Linked DNA regions of Homo sapiens: regions 1, 3 and 4 are each linked to region 2. A link is a contact called in ENCODE Hi-C or POLR2A ChIA-PET data. All regions are on one chromosome and are shown on one strand. Each heading gives the region's core, a stretch centred on a gene start or an enhancer-like site at or near the end of the contact. The rest is flanking DNA. Distances are from core to core; before and after follow the strand shown.

Region 1 (3,997 bases), core at 1,478-3,977, 320 kb after region 2:
CAAGGAAGACACACATGCAAAAAAGGGGCCACCTCTGCATGGGCGTGGGAGTCACTGCTGCATTGCAGGTCAATGTGGAAGGGACCCAGGCACCTTGCTCACCACATACTCCCTAAAGCCTAGAGCGGTGTTGGCAAGGAGTATGCGCGCAATAAGCAGTTTTCCAAGGACTCTGGTTTTGCTCAGTTGTGGGAGGGCATGGAACATGGTGAGTTTGGGACAATCTGCACCAGTTGCTGTTGTCTGAATCTGGGCAGGGTGGTCCTGGCGGCAGGCGTGTGGTCCGGATGCCATGGGGAGGCAGGCAGTGCACACTGGGCTCCAAGCATGGAGACCTGGGTCCAAATCCGGACCCTGTCACGGATGAACTGGGTAAGTCCCCTACCCTCTGTGGCCCCTGATTTCCTCATCTGTGGATGGGAGAGATGCCAGTATTCCCTACCGGTGCATGAGAACTGATGCACGTGTGGGTGAAGAGTGTGAGGCAAAAGCCTTAAGATGTGGCTGATATTCTTAGCTTGGCAACACAGTTCGAATCCTGATTGGTACTGCCGGGCCATTCTGCCATAGTCCCTGGCTGACACATCAGGCCGCCAAGTTTGGGGACTTCTCTCTGAGTTTCCTGGTGGGATAGAAACTCATCTCTCCACCCAACTCAAGGCTCAGATGAGGGTGGAAACTCACATTTGACAGCTTTCCAAGCCACCGCACCACTTGCTCTCCAAGAGAGGATAAAGTGCATCTGTCATGGCTGCTTGAGCTGCAAGACTGAGCCATCTTACCATTGCTGAGAAGTCAACTTTTGGGGGACCTTGGGGTGGTCACTTGAGTGTCAGCTCTTAAGGCGCCAGTTGTGTTAATTCAGGGCAAAGTTTAGATGCTGGCTGTGAGTTACAGGAGGGCTTGCTGACTGGCACGGATGTGCACATGGGACTGTCAGAAAGGAACTCCACTTGTGCTTGGGGAAAAAGAAGCTGGAACCAGAAAGCCTCCACTCTCTTCTGATAACCAGGCCATGGCCTGTGTCAGCACCCCTAGTCTTCAGGGGTGAAGCTGGCCTTGCTGGTAGGGGCGGGGGCACTCCAAGGACCAAGCACAGCTGGGGCTGGCGCGGAGTCTGGGGTTTGATGGAATTTCTCACTCATTGAAGTCCACAGGGAAAGTAAAGGGCCAGTGGCTGCAGGTTAACCAACGCACAGACACGCACACAGGCACACACACAAACACACACATGCACACAACTCACACACATTTTTGCCTGATCACATATGCCTTATACAAGTTGTAAAACAAAATAAAATCAACAAGGAAACAGGTCAGAACTAACATTTGCTTTACTGAATGTATCTCAAGCACCTCCCCACGTCTGTGTGTGAAGAGCTTCTCATTCTTTTCCTGCGAAATATTTGATATCTATGCAAGCGCATGTGGCAGATATGGAGACTAAAAGCCTCATCACCAAGTTAGCAACAGCGACCTATCACCCAGCTCCGGAGCCTGCCATGGCTATCCTGGCAAACCTAACCTCGGACGCCTCTCTCACCTCCTGTTTCCAGAATGGTGAGAATTAAAGAGCATTTGGGGAATTTCACGCCCAGTCTGGAGATGTAACTGGAGAGGGGAGTCCCAGCCCTGTCTGGCATCTCTGGCTAAATTGTTTGTTCAAAGGGAATGGGGATGGCCCAGGGTTTGCAAATCGTTCTTAATTCATTCTGATTCCCTCCTTTTAAAAAACTAGCCCTGCAGCCCTTGGGGAAGGGGTGTGGGTCAGGCTTCAGGAGGCTGTGCAGGGAGGCCAGGCCTGGGGAAGCTGGAGGGAGAGACGCCCACCTACCACCCAGAGACTGGCGGGCCTCCTGCTGGAGGAGACCCCGAGGGGCTTAAAGAAGCCAGGCAGGAGAATCAGGGCCCCAGCTCTTCTCCGAGAGCAGCCGATCAGGAATGCCTTCTCCCTGCGCCAGCTGTCACTCCCAAGGGGATGCCTTCTTTGGTTTCCTTTTTATTGCAGAGGGGCCACCAGGGAGTGGGCAGGAGTGAGGGGTGAGAGCCTGGGGGCCGCAGAGCCAAACTTCGCCTGATTAATAACCCAGATGTTCCCGTCCAAGCACATGGAGGTCCCGGGAGCTCTTGGGAAGTCAGACCCCAGCTCGGTCCCGTGCCAATCTGCAGTTAGGAGGCAGGTCCTCGGTCCGGGTTGACACGTAGGCCACAGTCTTGGGCGCCCTGATCTGGCTGGATGGGAAGTTTAGTCTCCACCCAGAAGAGGAGCTCTGAACTCCTCCACGTTAAAGAAAAAGTTAGGCGGGGTAAACTGCAACTTTCTTTTTAACCCGAAGTGATCAAACCTCGGGGCCCCTCTGCACTGGTTCTTGGAGCATGGCCAGGTGCGGGCACCTGGGGTGGGAACAGTGGGGGGACCAGGGTGGGCCCCTGGGCTCCGAGGCCGCCCCAGGCCCGCCCGCCTACCGGCTCTCAGAGAAAGAACAGGGGGCCGCGCCCGCCCCACGTCCGCTCCGCCCCGGGCCAGCCCCTTCCTCGCTGCGACTCGCCCGCTGTCCCCACCCCCTCGCCCGCGGCGCCCAGTGGGAGGCGGGGGCTGGCCTCGCCGAGCCCAGCGCCGGGCTCTGATTTGCTGCGGGCGTTGGGGATCGACAGCCTCCGCGGCTGCCTTCCAGGAGAGAGGGAGGGAGGAAAAGGGGGAAAAAAGTGCTCCGCGCCGAAGGCGAGGTCCGCACTCTCCGTCCCCGCGGCTGGCGCAGGACCTCACTCGAGCGGAGCGCCCACGGGGAGCGGGTCGCGGGGCGGCGGCGGCGAGGAGGAGGCGAGAAGGAGTTGGAGGAGGAGGAGGAGGAGGCGAGGGCGAGCTAGCCCAGCGGGGTCCCGGCCGCCCCGCGGGCCAAAGTCGAGCCCTCCCGCCCGTGGGCGAGCGCGCCAGCCGCCCCTTCCAGAACAGCCGCCGCCACAAAGAAGAACGGGGGGTGCCGAGGTCCCCATGACCTCCTAAAGTGGTGCGGTCCCTGCTGAGTGCGCTGCCCGGGCCGTGACCCGCGCCCCTGTGCGTCCCCGCGCGCCTCCGAGCGCCCCTGTGCGCCCCGGCCCGCGCCCCGCCGGCATGGACGTCCATACCCGCTGGAAAGCGCGCAGCGCGCTCCGCCCGGGCGCCCCGCTGCTGCCCCCGCTGCTGCTGCTGCTGCTGTGGGCGCCGCCTCCGAGCCGCGCAGGTAAGGGCGCCCCGGGGCGCGGGGCTGCGGGATGGGGCGCGCGCAGCCCGGGCGCCGCTGTCATCCCCGGGCGCCTTCGCCCGCAGAACTTTTCTTCCTTGGCCTGTGGAATGCACGGGCCAAGACCACGAATGCCATTTGCTGGGGGCCCCCCCGAGATGACGACACGCAGACACAATGCCCGCGGGCGCGCCGCCGCCCCCTCCCCAGACGGGCGGGTCGGGTGGGGCTGTCGCGCGAGCCGAGGAAGGACCGAGGGCTGGATCAGCAGGAGGGGTTGTCCACGAGGCGGGCAAACTTTTGTCCCAAAAACCTTCCTTCTCTGTCCCACATCACAGGCGCCCAGCTTGGGCCCTCACAGCCCTACAGCAGAACTTCCTCTGCTCCAAACCGGGCAGGGCCGCCCCCTAGAGTTACAGCCCTTCAAATCCCGGGACTCCTGGGGATGGGGGGAATCCCAGAAGCCTGGGCCCCCAGCACTGAACTTCCCCCAGGCACTGTCACTCTAGGCTGAGCTGGCGCCCTGCTTTCCCCAGGGACAGCGTTTCCTGCAGCCTTGGTCACCTAAGTGTTCGGGGGCACTGGGGACCCCTGCAGGGTGGTAGACAGCCCTGCTCCTAATCCCACCCCCAAACTTCTTGATCCCTGGAAGGCAGCTTTTCCTGGATTCGCTGCTGAGAGATGGGATGCGTGGAGCAAAGCCAGAGATGGGCTTGCAGGCGGGGCTGTGAGTGGTTGGGATGATATGCAGATGTGGGATTCCTTCTGCCAAGGGT
Region 2 (3,532 bases), core at 476-2,975:
CGGGGGCTCTTTCTCAGTCCTATCCTTTGTTTGCCGCCCCCCTCCCTGGCAGGAGGAACTCAGTTTTAGAAGGGCAGTGGGTTGGGCCGGCATGCCATGTGCAGTGGGGAAGTGGGTCTGTTGTGGCTGTAACCACAGTGGGTGAGGACCAGGTGTCAACAGTGGCCCTCATCCCGGAGGGAGTGGGGCAGGCTGCCTGTTGGACAGGGTGTGTGAATAGGGGGACGGGGTGGCCTTTGGTAGGGGCCCAGGGGTCAGTGAAGAGGGGGAGGGGGAGAGGGCTGCCTTGGGCTCTGGCTGTGCTGGGGGTGGGCTGCCCAACCAGGGCACTTCTGTCCCAAGTGGAACCAAGACCTCCCACCGGAACAGGCCACCGGAGCCCTCGTGGAACCCAGCTCCGGGTGGCCCGACTTGAGGGGCACCCAGGCAGCAGGACACCTCTCTGGTCTCGGGCTGTTATCTTTGGGCCGTGTCATGGCTGTCCACACGCGGTCATCACCTCCTCACCTCCCTCCCCATTAGCGTCCCCTGACCCGGGCCACCACGCGCAGCCTGCGTGAATGGTCAGTCCCTGTGCCTCGCAGCCCGGGCCCTTAGGTCTAGGTGGTCAGCAAGCTCGCGGTGGGGGTGCGGAGGGAGGGCGCGGCGGGGCGCCTCGGCGCCTGCTCAGGAAGGCTGGGCTTGGCGGCGCGCAGGTAGCTCACACCCAAATCCGAATTCCAGCCGCCCGAGACGGCGGGCGGCGGGCGGCGCGCGGCGGAGGCGGCCCGAGCTGTCCCGGGGCAGGAGTGCTTCCTTTCGTTTTCAAACAAATCGTGAATTTAAAAGTCAGGCAGAGAACTACCCAGGGTATAAAAATAGCCACCGGCCACAAAGTCTGTGTCCAACTCCGGGCAGCGCCTGCCCAGCCTGGTGCCTTTGAAGAGGGGTCCCAGGAGTGCGGGTCGATGAGGAGGCGAAGCGCGCACCCCTCCTCGTTCCCGGTGGGCTCGTGGGTCTCTCCGTGGGGGTAGGGCGTGAAAGTGTGGGGTGGACCGGGGGTAGCGTCCGGAAGACGAAACCTTCCCCGGACGAGGAGCTTGTCCTCTGCCGTTGGGGCACATCGCCACTCCCGGGCCTCAGTTTCCCCACGTGTCCGCCGCGGCGGGGTGCGAGGTATGGGTGCCGCGGCCATCCCGCCCGGCTCTGCGCTTGCCTGGCCCGGGCCGGGGTCCCCTCGCGGCCACCGCCCGGCCGCTTTGTGTGGCCGCGCAGACAATGGCCCGGCCGCTGGGCTCCCGGCCCGGCTCTCCGCCTCCTCCGGGCCCTTGCGCGCAAGTGTGTGTGTGCGCGAGTGTGTGGCGGGCCCGGGGAGGGAGTTCTGCTCCCGCCCCCGCCCCCGCCCCGCTCCCTCTGCGCCCCGCCCCCTCCCACGCCGCCTCCTCGCGGCTCCCGGGAACCCCTGGCGGAGGCGAACTCGCAAGTTTGCACGGCGCTCTCAACTCGGCGGCCGGGCGGGCGGCGATCGCGGGGCGGCGGCGGCGGAGGGGGGCGCGCTCCGGGCGGGGCTGGGCGGGCGGGGCGCGGGCCGAGCGGTGGCGGCGGCGCTGCGCCGAGTCAGCGCCCGTCGCGGGCCCCCCGCCACCCCCCCGCCGGCGCCGCAGCGCCGCGGTCGGAGCGGGGCGCGGGCGCGCGGCGGCGGGGGCGCGGGCCGGGCGCGCGCGGCGGCGGCGCGCAGACACAAGTAGTTTACATTGTTGGGCGACTTTTGCAACAACTCGCCGCGCCGCGGCCTCCGCGCGCCGCCGCCGCCACCGCAGCCGCCGGCTCCCCGCCGCCCGGGCCCGGGCCGGCCGCGCCGGGGGCCGCCGCGCCCGCCGCCCGCTGCCTGCGCCGCCGGCCGGGCATGAGTTAGTCGCAGACATGGACACCAAACATTTCCTGCCGCTCGGTGAGTGCTCGCCGGGCCGGGCGGGGACGGGGCCGGGGGCCGGGGGCCGGCGGGCGGGAGGGGGCCGGGGGCGCGTTGGCGGCGCGCGCGGGGGGTCGCCGGCCCGGGCCCCGCTCGGACCCCTCGCCGACCTTCGCGTGAGTTCGGGCGCCGGGCCCGGGGAGGGTCGACCCGGGGCAACTTTTCGCGGGGCCGGGGCGGGGCTGGGCAGCGGGCGGGCGGCGGGGCCGGGGGGCGGGTGGCAGGTTCGCCCGGGACGAGGAGGGGTCTCCCGCTCACCGGCGGCCGCCTGCGCCCCGGCGCCCAGCTGCAGCCGCGCCGCACAGGAACCCGGCCGGAGCGGGAGGAGCAACTTCTGCGCTCCGCGGCTCCGGCCTCCCTGGCCTGGGGACCGGGACGGCGCGCTGGGCCCCGAGCGGCCTCTGCGCCGCCCGCCCGTCGGGCTGCGGCTTCTAGCAGGCCGCTGGCCCTTGGGTGTGTGTCCGCCCAGGAAACAGACTGGGACCCTGTTATCCCCAAAGCAGCCCACGCCCGGGTGGGCAGGGTCCCCCGGGGCTGTATGAACAGAACGTCAGACCTGGGAAGGCCCCATTCCAGAAATGGGGCCCCTCACTCTGGCACCCCCGGGTGTTCTCCCAGGCTGGCTCTCCATTTGTGAGCAGGACAGCGCAGAGGCGCGTAGGGTCAGTTTCCCTCCTCCTCCTGCCATCCCGCCCGGTAGCTTCCTATCCCAGACTGCCCGCCAACTCCAGGCCCAGACCTACCGAGAAGGGGGAGAGGGCATGGCTGGGGCCCCCACCCATTGCCCTCCCAAGGGTTTGGAAGCTAGTGAGAAGGGGGAGACTTTATAAATTAGCTCCGGGAAGGATATTAATTTGGTGGTGGGACGGCAGCCAGGCTGTCAGGCCGGGTGAAGGATTTGTGCTGAATGGAAATCGAAACAGCTGATTATGAATGAAGCCCCCGCCATCCGTAGCCCCTCCTGCCCACCCTCCCTGCAGCCTGGGGTGCAGCTTGGCCACCCCAGGAGGTGCTCAGAAGCCAATGTAGCTGCAGGGATGTTTAGTGAGATGGGGCATCAAGGGGAGCCAGCATGGACCTAGCCCCTCCTGGATGTGAGGGTGAGAGTCTGAGTACCTCTGCTACTCACAGGCAGGTGTGCTGCCCCGTGACCGGGGCAGGCGGTGGGTTCCAGGTTTGTCAGACCTAACGCTTACTCCCTGCCTCTGTCATGATGGAGTGGTGGGCTCGAGGCCTTGAATGAGCTCCAGGGCTCAGCCTCCAGGGGTGGGCGCTCATGCCCATTTTGCAGATGAGAAAACTGGCTGGGAGAGGCTGAGCCCCCAGGATACAAGGTGGTGGATTTGGGATTAGCACCCCCAGCTCGTGGTACTGCTGAGTGTGAGGCAGGAGGGAATGCTGCGCTGTCTGTGACCGAGTGCAGTGTGGAGTGGGCTGGGGCTGCCTTTCCCTGTTAAAGCTTTGCACTCACACATGTGCACACACACATCCACACACACAGAGCTAGGCTCTCCCAGACGATTCCTCTGGAACAAGAATGCTCAGCTCAGTGTCTGGCCCCTGGACGTGGCAGGGGCCTGG
Region 3 (3,907 bases), core at 765-3,264, 340 kb after region 2:
GTCCTAAAGAATTGTCAAAGTCCTCTGAAGATTCGCTACCTGGGTAACTCACCTACGCCTACTGTATGCCCCAGACAGATTCTATTAGGAAAAGTTAGGAAGTTTCAATTTATTAGAAACCAGTGGAATAGAGATGCTGCTGCATATGTGGTCTTAGGCATTTCTAGTTTCAGGTCACCTCAGTAGCCAGAATTCACTGTAAACAGTGGTAACCCAAAGCCCTAGTTCATGCTCATGACATCAAAGCCTCAAACTTCAGTGTCTAGCTAGAGACCAGTGGTGGGAGTGGTGCCCCTGGAGGTTAAGGAGGGTATTGCATCCCAGCTCTACTAGACATTGTGAAAACCTAGGCTTGGCCTGGGTTGTACTAGAGTACTCATGGTGCGACCTCAAAACCATAACTTTCTTCTGTGCCTCAGTTTCTTCATGTGTAAAATGGAGCTGATGATGTCTCTCTACCTCATAGATTTGTGGTGAGCATCTAAGGAGGCACAGTTTAGATCTCTATAGAAACAGGCAAGGTCTCTTTGAGTTCTTCTTGCATCTCAGAGTGCCTGCCACTGTGAGGTGCTCAGTGAATGGTCACTGGGTTGAATTGTGAGTGCTTTGTAAACTCAGAGGGTGCTGACCAGCCCAGAGAATTGCTATGTTTTGAAGTAGCTCTCTGAAGTGGGGTGGAGAGCAGATGTTAGAAGCTGTGAACCATGCACCTGGGTTCTTTTAGGGGAGGATGGAAGGTACCAGAAGAGTGATCTCAGCTTACCACACCCACCACTGGCTGGCAGAGGTGGGGTATGCTGGGTTTGCTGACCCCAAAGAGGCTGGGTGGGAGAGGAAGCCGAGAGTTGCCTAGGGTGGCCTGGGGAGTTTGGTTGGGGAAGTGTCGGGGACACTATTCTCGGTGCTGCATCCAGGGAAGCTGCCCATCAGCCTTCCTTGGATTGGGATCTTTGGGATCAGGGATTCACTAATTGTCCCACATCTGACATTAATCTGGGCTCAGCCATGTGTTGCTGAGCTTCACACAGCTGTTTGCACCACCCCAGATCTTTCAAGGGGTCCCCAAGCAGATGACCAGTTTGCAGCAGGGCGTGTGTGTGAGGTACAGGAGCCTCCAGTCCTGTGGGCAGATGCTGACGGATGGGCTGATGGCTCCCAGCACCAACTGCTTTCTGTCGGTGACTTTCACTCCACCCACCAGTCCTGTGAGGTCAGTACGGTTCTCCTGACTCTGTGAGGACGTGCCCAGTTGACTTGGCCAATAGGGAGCAGAGCTGAGACTTGGTGGCTCTCTTAGACGCCAGTGTCCCCTCTGTGCTGCACCCATACCCCCCTCCCCATGCAACCCTGCCCAGCCCACTGCATCTTCCTGAGAGTTTTCCCAGATGTCACCCAGCACCTTCTTAGCTGTAATCTCTCCAGGCCCTTTCAACCTAAATGTCTTTAATTCTGGGATCAATCATCTCACCCTATAAATGACTCCCAGGAGCTCTTCCAGCTGTGCTCCAGAATTCCTTAAGCAGTGCCAACCTCGCTGTTCCTCCGACCGCTTCTTCCCTTTCCAGCCCTTCCCTCCAGCGGCTTCTGTTCTCTAGGATGCTAAGGCGAGTCCCAGGATGGCATTCAACTGGACACGGATGCCAGTGTTGTGAGTGCTCCATGCTGAAAGCCGCCTTCTCTGGGGCGGTTACTCACGCAGAGGCGGGAACCTGACTCTGTGCCTGTCTGTTGGCTTCCGTAATCCAGCCCTCCCTGTGCTGAGTTTAAGCCCAAATGAAATTACTGGGCTCTAAGTATGTGCCTTTCTCCATAAAATGTGATGCCTGGTCAATATCTTGGCCAAAAAAAAAAAAAAAAAAAAATTCCTCTGAAGGAGGGTAGTCTGGTCTCTTTCTAGTCACTTGTGAAAATATTTCCTGATCTGATCTCTGCAGTCGTGTACGCGGCCAGCACATAACTGCCCCCAGGCAGGGCCCTGACTTCCAGGCCGCTCAGGGCAGCTACCCTCCCTGGGATATGTCAAGCTGAGGGCTTCGCACATTCTTCTCTGACAACTCAGCTGGTTTCCAGCCCAGTCCGGCTGCCTCCTTCTTTTCCACTTTGACTTTCCTAACAGCCTGGGAAGCTCTGAAGCCTGTGTTTTCAGGCCTGCCGGTGCCAGTGGAGCTGGCCTAGGCCTCCCCAGCACCCTTCCTGACCCCTACGTAGATGCCCAGTGCTGCCTGCCAAGGACTTTGAATCTCTCCAGTGGGGACATTCCGCGCTCCTTGGGTGATGGGAGGCTGAGGGTAGAAGTGAGGGTTGATTTAAGAGAGCAGCCCAGATGGAAGGGCCTCTGGGGGTTGTTCTCCACCCTCATGCTCTGCAGCCCATATCTCTCCTCTGATCTCTCTCCCGGCCTCAGCTTTCACAGCTCTAGAGTGAGGTGGGGACATGGACGGCTGCCAGCTTGGATGGGGACGGGCTAACTCGCATGAAACCCTCTGGGCTGCAAAGCGATGCTCTGAATCTGTTGTTAATTACATCTTCCTCGGGCCGCAAGTTCTGCACCAGAGTTGGTCACTCTAAACCTGGGGCTGTTAGCTATAGTAGAACCTCATCTGCCTCGTTAGCAGAGACCGATGAGTGTTTGCTGCACAGCTACTGCCTGCTCTGTGAGCCTCCATGTTTGGAAATTTACTAAAAATACTGCCTTTGCATTCAACTCGCCACACATTTCTGTGAGCATGTACGATGTCAAAGGCCCTGTGGGTGGCTTTGCTGAGGGGGTGGTTGAAGAGACCATGTTCTCAAAATGAAGTTCGACGTTTCCTGAACAACTGTTCTCTGCACGTTGCTGTGCTGGGTGCATCCATCGGACGCAGCCCCTATCTGGAAGGAGGGCCGTGTGGGCCAAGAAAGAAGAGAGGATGCCTGGCCTGACCTGGGCTGGCCCTGAGGCTTTGAACACCTGGGCTCCTCATCCTGGAGTCAGTGTGTGGTGGCCGGGGGCCTGTCCCAGAACGTAGCACACTTCTCCTCTCTGCTGTCCCCATACTGTCCTGATAGCCTAAGAGGGTGAAGGGCTGGGGCTGGGGGAGGGAGTGTGGCCCAGGTGTTCAGAGGCCTCGGGAGTCTGCTGGGGAGGTGCAAGGAGGCCGCCCTGGCCAACCTGGCAGGGCTGGGAGGCCATGGGCACTTGAGGGGGGAGGATAAATGTCACTTGAGCATTTTCCTCCTCCTCCAGTTCCTTCTTTAATATCTATTTTTAATGAAAATAATACATTTCATTATAGTCATTTTGGAAAACACCAAAAAGTATAAAGAAGAAAATAAAAATGACTGTAAACCCAGATTCTCCCAAACCCAGATTATGAATACAGAGAAGAAAGTACAGAGGGAAATGCGTTGTGGTGGCGGATGGGGAACGCCTAGACCATCCCTAGGCCTCTGCCCTGAGGACTTGGACTTGGACTTTGTCATGCCACATTAGAGTGCAGGCATTCTCTTTCATTCACGACAGCTGTCAAAAGTCTAATTTAAAGTGTCGCCTATTGGATATTGGGGTGGCTCCCCCTTTTTGATACTGCAAGGGCAGGGGTGTTGAGGAAGCTTGCTGTGGCGGGTCACCAGAGCTGCCACCACCGGAGGGTGCTAGAGGCCTTCTTGGGCTCTCCAGGGGGAAGGGAACATCTTGGGGGTGCTGGGCAAGCAGCAGACCCCCTGCCCACCCTCGGGAATCAGTCAGCTGGTGGGAAGGCAGAGCTTTTGCCCTTTAAAGCCAGGGCACTGGCAGAAATGTAGGGTTTGGTAAAGACAGCCTGTCATGTTGGCTGGGAAAGACAGGATTCATCATTGAACTGGGCTAGAGTGTTGCAGAATCCGTCTGGGAAAAAAAGATTGGATCCTGCCCTACTCTTCTACCAAA
Region 4 (3,505 bases), core at 955-3,454, 410 kb after region 2:
TCTCGGACCCCCTTTCCAGTGCTCTCTGGGGGTCCAGGGAAGACAGAGCTTGTCTGAGGCAGAAGGGTCATGGGCTGCAGGGCAAAGGGGTGCAGAGGCATGAAAGGAGACTCTGAGGCCAGGATCCCCCTGCTCAGCATTGTGGAAAACCTCAGAGCCAGGCCTGGGCTCAGGGACCAGAGCAGCTGTGGGGGAGAGTGACTGCCGTCCGCCTGGGCGGACTCACCCAGAAGCAGGGGGCTGCGGGCCTGTTCTGCTCTGCCCAAGGGTGTTTGCCAGAAGGTGAACAACAGCAGAGGCTACATCCAAGGTCCCAGCCCCAAGCTACACTTGTTATTGAGAGGTGGGACATCCGGTTGCATTTCCCCAGACTTGGCCCCCAGGTAGACTTGAGGTTGGCCTTGGGCTTCTTTTGTGCTGTCCCCATTGCTTCAGTGAAAGGGGGTCCTTGCTCGGGGAGGAAGATGGGATCTCAGGGTGGGCAGGTGCCCCTGGCTCTGCAGGATCCCAGTTCGGTTTCCCCTCCCCGCTCTGGGAGGGCCGGACTGAAACCTTTGAATGAGCTTCGTGTTGGCTCATGTTCCCGAGTAAGCTGGCTCTGTGAGTGTAGACGTGGTGTCTGGGCTCCAGGAGGGGGTTGGGAGTGTGGGGTGGGCACAGGTTTTCCACTGCCAGGCACCCGGGAAGGCAGCAGTGGGCAAGGGTGGGCCAAGGAGAGGGCCGAGAGTCGAGGTGGCCCCACAGGAACATCATGGCTCTGGAAAGTCCAGTTCACCTTTGTTGGGAAAAGCAGCAGCCGTACAGGAACATCATGGCTCTGGAAAGTCCAGTTCACCTTTGTTGGGAAAAGCAGCAGCCGTCTGGGTGCAGTTAGGAAGGATTCCCTCCCCCGGGCCCCAGCCTGCTCCAAGTGTCCTGGGGCCTTTGGCCAGGCCCCCTGCAGAGATCACATAAACAGTTGGAATTTCTCAACCTGGAACGTTGCCAGATATCCTTGGGTCCAAGCTGCACATAAACAGATGGCCAGGTCCTGGGGCCCTGCGGGCGTCCCGGCCTGTGGAAGGGGGTGTCTGTTGTCTGCCCCACCTGAGCTCCCTCTTGGGAGATGCATCTGTTCCAGGGGCATGCCCAGGTCTTTCCCACTCAGTCCCGCTCCCTCTCATTGTCAGCCAGACCAGAGGCTCCCTAAAAGGACAGGAATCCACGGAACCGAGAGGAGACAGGTTCATCCTTATCCTTGTGCTTCCAGGCAGGAAGCCCCCAGACTCAGTGGCTGATTTTACCTGGGCCACATCCATTAGGGGCATCCAAATCACCATCTCCACTTGACACTGTTTTTTGTTTTTAAAATATGTGCTGTTTACCAGATGGGTGGACCCTCCATTGAGATTGTCTTGAGTTCTGCCAGGTCTGAGGTCTTTTATTTCTTTTGTTAAAATTGTATGCATTCGGCCGGGTGCGGTGGCTCACACCTGTAATCCCAGCACTTTGGGAGGCTGAGGCAGGCAGATCACCTGAAGTCAGGAGTTCGAGACCATCCTGACCACCATGGCAAAACCCTGTCTTTACTAAAACTACAAAAAAATTAACCAGGTGTGGTGGTGGGCACTTGTAATCTCAGCTACTCTGGAGGCTGAGGCAGGAGAATCAGTTGAACCCAGGAGGCGGAGGTTGCAGTGAGCCAAGATTGCGCCACTGCACTCCAGCCTGGACAGCGTGAGACTCCATCTCAAAAAAAAAAAAAAAATTGTGTGCATTGAAGGTGTGCAGCATGTTTGATAGAGTTACCCAGGCACAGACAGACACAGTGAAGTGATCCTGCACCCACCACCACCACCCCATAGCTGCCTCTTTTTCTTCTTTATGGTAAAAGTGCCTAAAGTGTACTCTTTTGGCAAATGACATCTACAGTGCAATATCATTAACTATATCGAGGCGTTTTCCTCTCGTTCCTCTTTCGCTGGGTCAATTTTGAGAGTGGCGTCCGTGGTTGGGTGGGCCGGGGCGGGAGCGGGGCCACAGCTTGCCTGGGAAGGTTCAGGCATCCCCACCCTCAGGCGCATTCATCCAGCTGTTCCCAGCTTCCTTCAGACGCTGACCTGGGATGATCTGGTGTTGGCTTCCCTGCAAGGTCCCCGCCCGCGTTGCCCCAGTTCCCTGAGAAAAGCAATTTGCGTGTCTGGGAAGGCAGCTGCTGTCCCTGGCCCCTTGATGGCCAGTGGTTTCTCCCTTAATCCCAGCTCAGCCCTGGGCTTTCTCAGCTGCCTTTGTCAGAGACGGAAATTGGAAAACTGGCATCTTGGAGGCTGCTTGGATGAGCTCTCTGTGTACAGCACACACACGGGTGTCTCTCTGAGTGTGCATCTGTGTAAACACAGTGCAGAGCTCCCCAGCTGGGGCAGGATGGGAGGGGTGGGGAGATCGGTGTTCCCCCCAACCGGGAGTCCCCTCATCAGCCTGGTACCCAGCACCTCTGGTGACAGCCTCTGGTGGCCTGTGGCCTGGCTGGACATCTGCGGCCCCCCCAGCCGGGAGTCCCCTTGCCAGCCTGGCACCTAGCACCTCTGGTGACAGCCTCCGGTGGCCTGTGAACTGGCTGGACATCTGCAGCCCCCTGGCCGGGAGTCCCCTCACCAGCCTGGTACCCAGCACCTCTGGCAGCAGCCTCCGGTGGCCTGTGGCCTGTGGCCTGGCTGGACACAACCTTTGACTTGTCAGAAGTGAGCTTAGTTCATTGTGAGCTGCTGTTACAGCACACCACAGTCAGGGTGATTTAGAATGAACAGGACTTCATTGGCCCACAGTTCTGGAGGTCAGGAAGTCACATATAGAGGGACCACATCTGGCGAGGGCCTTCTTGCTGTGTCCTCACATAGCGGAAGGCATCGCATGGTGAGAAGGAGCGGGAGAGAAGGTGACTGCTGCCATCCTGTCATCAAGAGCCCACTCCCACCCTAACGAGCCCGCTCCCATCGTAGCTGCATTCACCCATCCAGGAAGGCAGAGCCTGGTGACCTAATCACCTCCTGAAGATCCCACCTCTCAACACGGTTGCATTGAGGATTCAGTTTCCAACACATGACTTTTGGGGAGACACATTCAAACCCTAGCACATTCTGTCCCAGCCCCCAAATTCATGTCCTTCTCACATACAGTTTACATTCACTCCATCCGGTACCCACATCATCTCAAAAGTTCGAAGTCCAGAGTCTCACCCAAATCAGGTACTGATGAGACTTAGGCTCAAATTATCTATCTTGAAGCAAATCCCTGTCCAGCTGTGAGCTTGGGGAATGAAACAAGCCTCATGCTTCCAAACTACATGGTGATGGGGAGGGGGACAGGTTCCCATTCCAAAAGAGAAGCATGAAGAAAGGGGTAGCAGCCCCGAGGAAGTTCAAAACCCCACAGGACGAACCTTTCTAGAATAATCTTTCACTTGGTGTGCCACCTCCTGGGCACACTGGAGGGAGGCGGCCCCAGGGCCTCAGGCAGCACTGCTCAT

What was found. A loop is a pair of places that touch in the nucleus more often than their neighbours do. ChIA-PET counts read pairs that join two places held with the same protein, here RNA polymerase II (POLR2A). Pooled maps may share reads with other maps.
Region 1: a map of endothelial cell of umbilical vein shows a loop between it and region 2 (5-fold over the local background). The contact joins the promoter of COL5A1 here to the promoter of RXRA in region 2. A Hi-C loop is called at or near these places in 6 of 168 maps with a recorded cell type or tissue (aorta, ascending aorta, chondrocyte and 3 more) and 10 of 50 pooled maps. POLR2A ChIA-PET finds 5 or more read pairs at or near these places in 1 of 52 experiments (MCF 10A).
Region 3: a map of sigmoid colon shows a loop between it and region 2 (4-fold over the local background). The contact joins the enhancer-like site here to the promoter of RXRA in region 2. A Hi-C loop is called at or near these places in 2 of 168 maps with a recorded cell type or tissue (ascending aorta and sigmoid colon) and 1 of 50 pooled maps. POLR2A ChIA-PET finds 5 or more read pairs at or near these places in 2 of 52 experiments (A673 and PC-9).
Region 4: a loop to region 2 is called in a map of sigmoid colon, with 2.4 times the contacts of the local background. The contact joins the enhancer-like site here to the promoter of RXRA in region 2. A Hi-C loop is called at or near these places in 1 of 168 maps with a recorded cell type or tissue (sigmoid colon). POLR2A ChIA-PET finds 5 or more read pairs at or near these places in 1 of 52 experiments (AG04449).

The regions. Positions count from the first base shown.
Region 1 is chr9:134,639,076-134,643,072 of GRCh38, forward strand. It overlaps COL5A1 (collagen type V alpha 1 chain), which reads left to right and starts at 2,728. Exons shown (of 66, transcript NM_000093.5): 1 at 2,728-3,221. The coding sequence starts at 3,113. RefSeq lists an enhancer at 3,707-3,997.
Region 2 is chr9:134,324,730-134,328,261 of GRCh38, forward strand. It overlaps RXRA (retinoid X receptor alpha), which reads left to right and starts at 1,726. Exons shown (of 10, transcript NM_002957.6): 1 at 1,726-1,930. The coding sequence starts at 1,903. RefSeq lists silencers at 1,224-1,403, 1,474-1,523, 2,262-2,401 and an enhancer at 3,012-3,532.
Region 3 is chr9:134,660,302-134,664,208 of GRCh38, forward strand. The region is part of intron 1 of COL5A1 (collagen type V alpha 1 chain); the gene reads left to right. Among named protein-coding and RNA genes, the nearest start is that of COL5A1-AS1, 9.4 kb to the left of the region's middle. Within about 2 kb of position 2,015, at least 16 of the 41 ENCODE cell types and tissues checked have a DNase peak (open chromatin) inside an H3K27ac peak, as active enhancers do; they include ascending aorta and sigmoid colon, where a contact is called at or near this core.
Region 4 is chr9:134,733,479-134,736,983 of GRCh38, forward strand. All of the region lies in intron 9 of COL5A1 (collagen type V alpha 1 chain), which reads left to right. Among named protein-coding and RNA genes, the nearest start is that of COL5A1-AS1, 82 kb to the left of the region's middle. Within about 2 kb of position 2,205, at least 11 of the 41 ENCODE cell types and tissues checked have a DNase peak (open chromatin) inside an H3K27ac peak, as active enhancers do; they include sigmoid colon, where a contact is called at or near this core.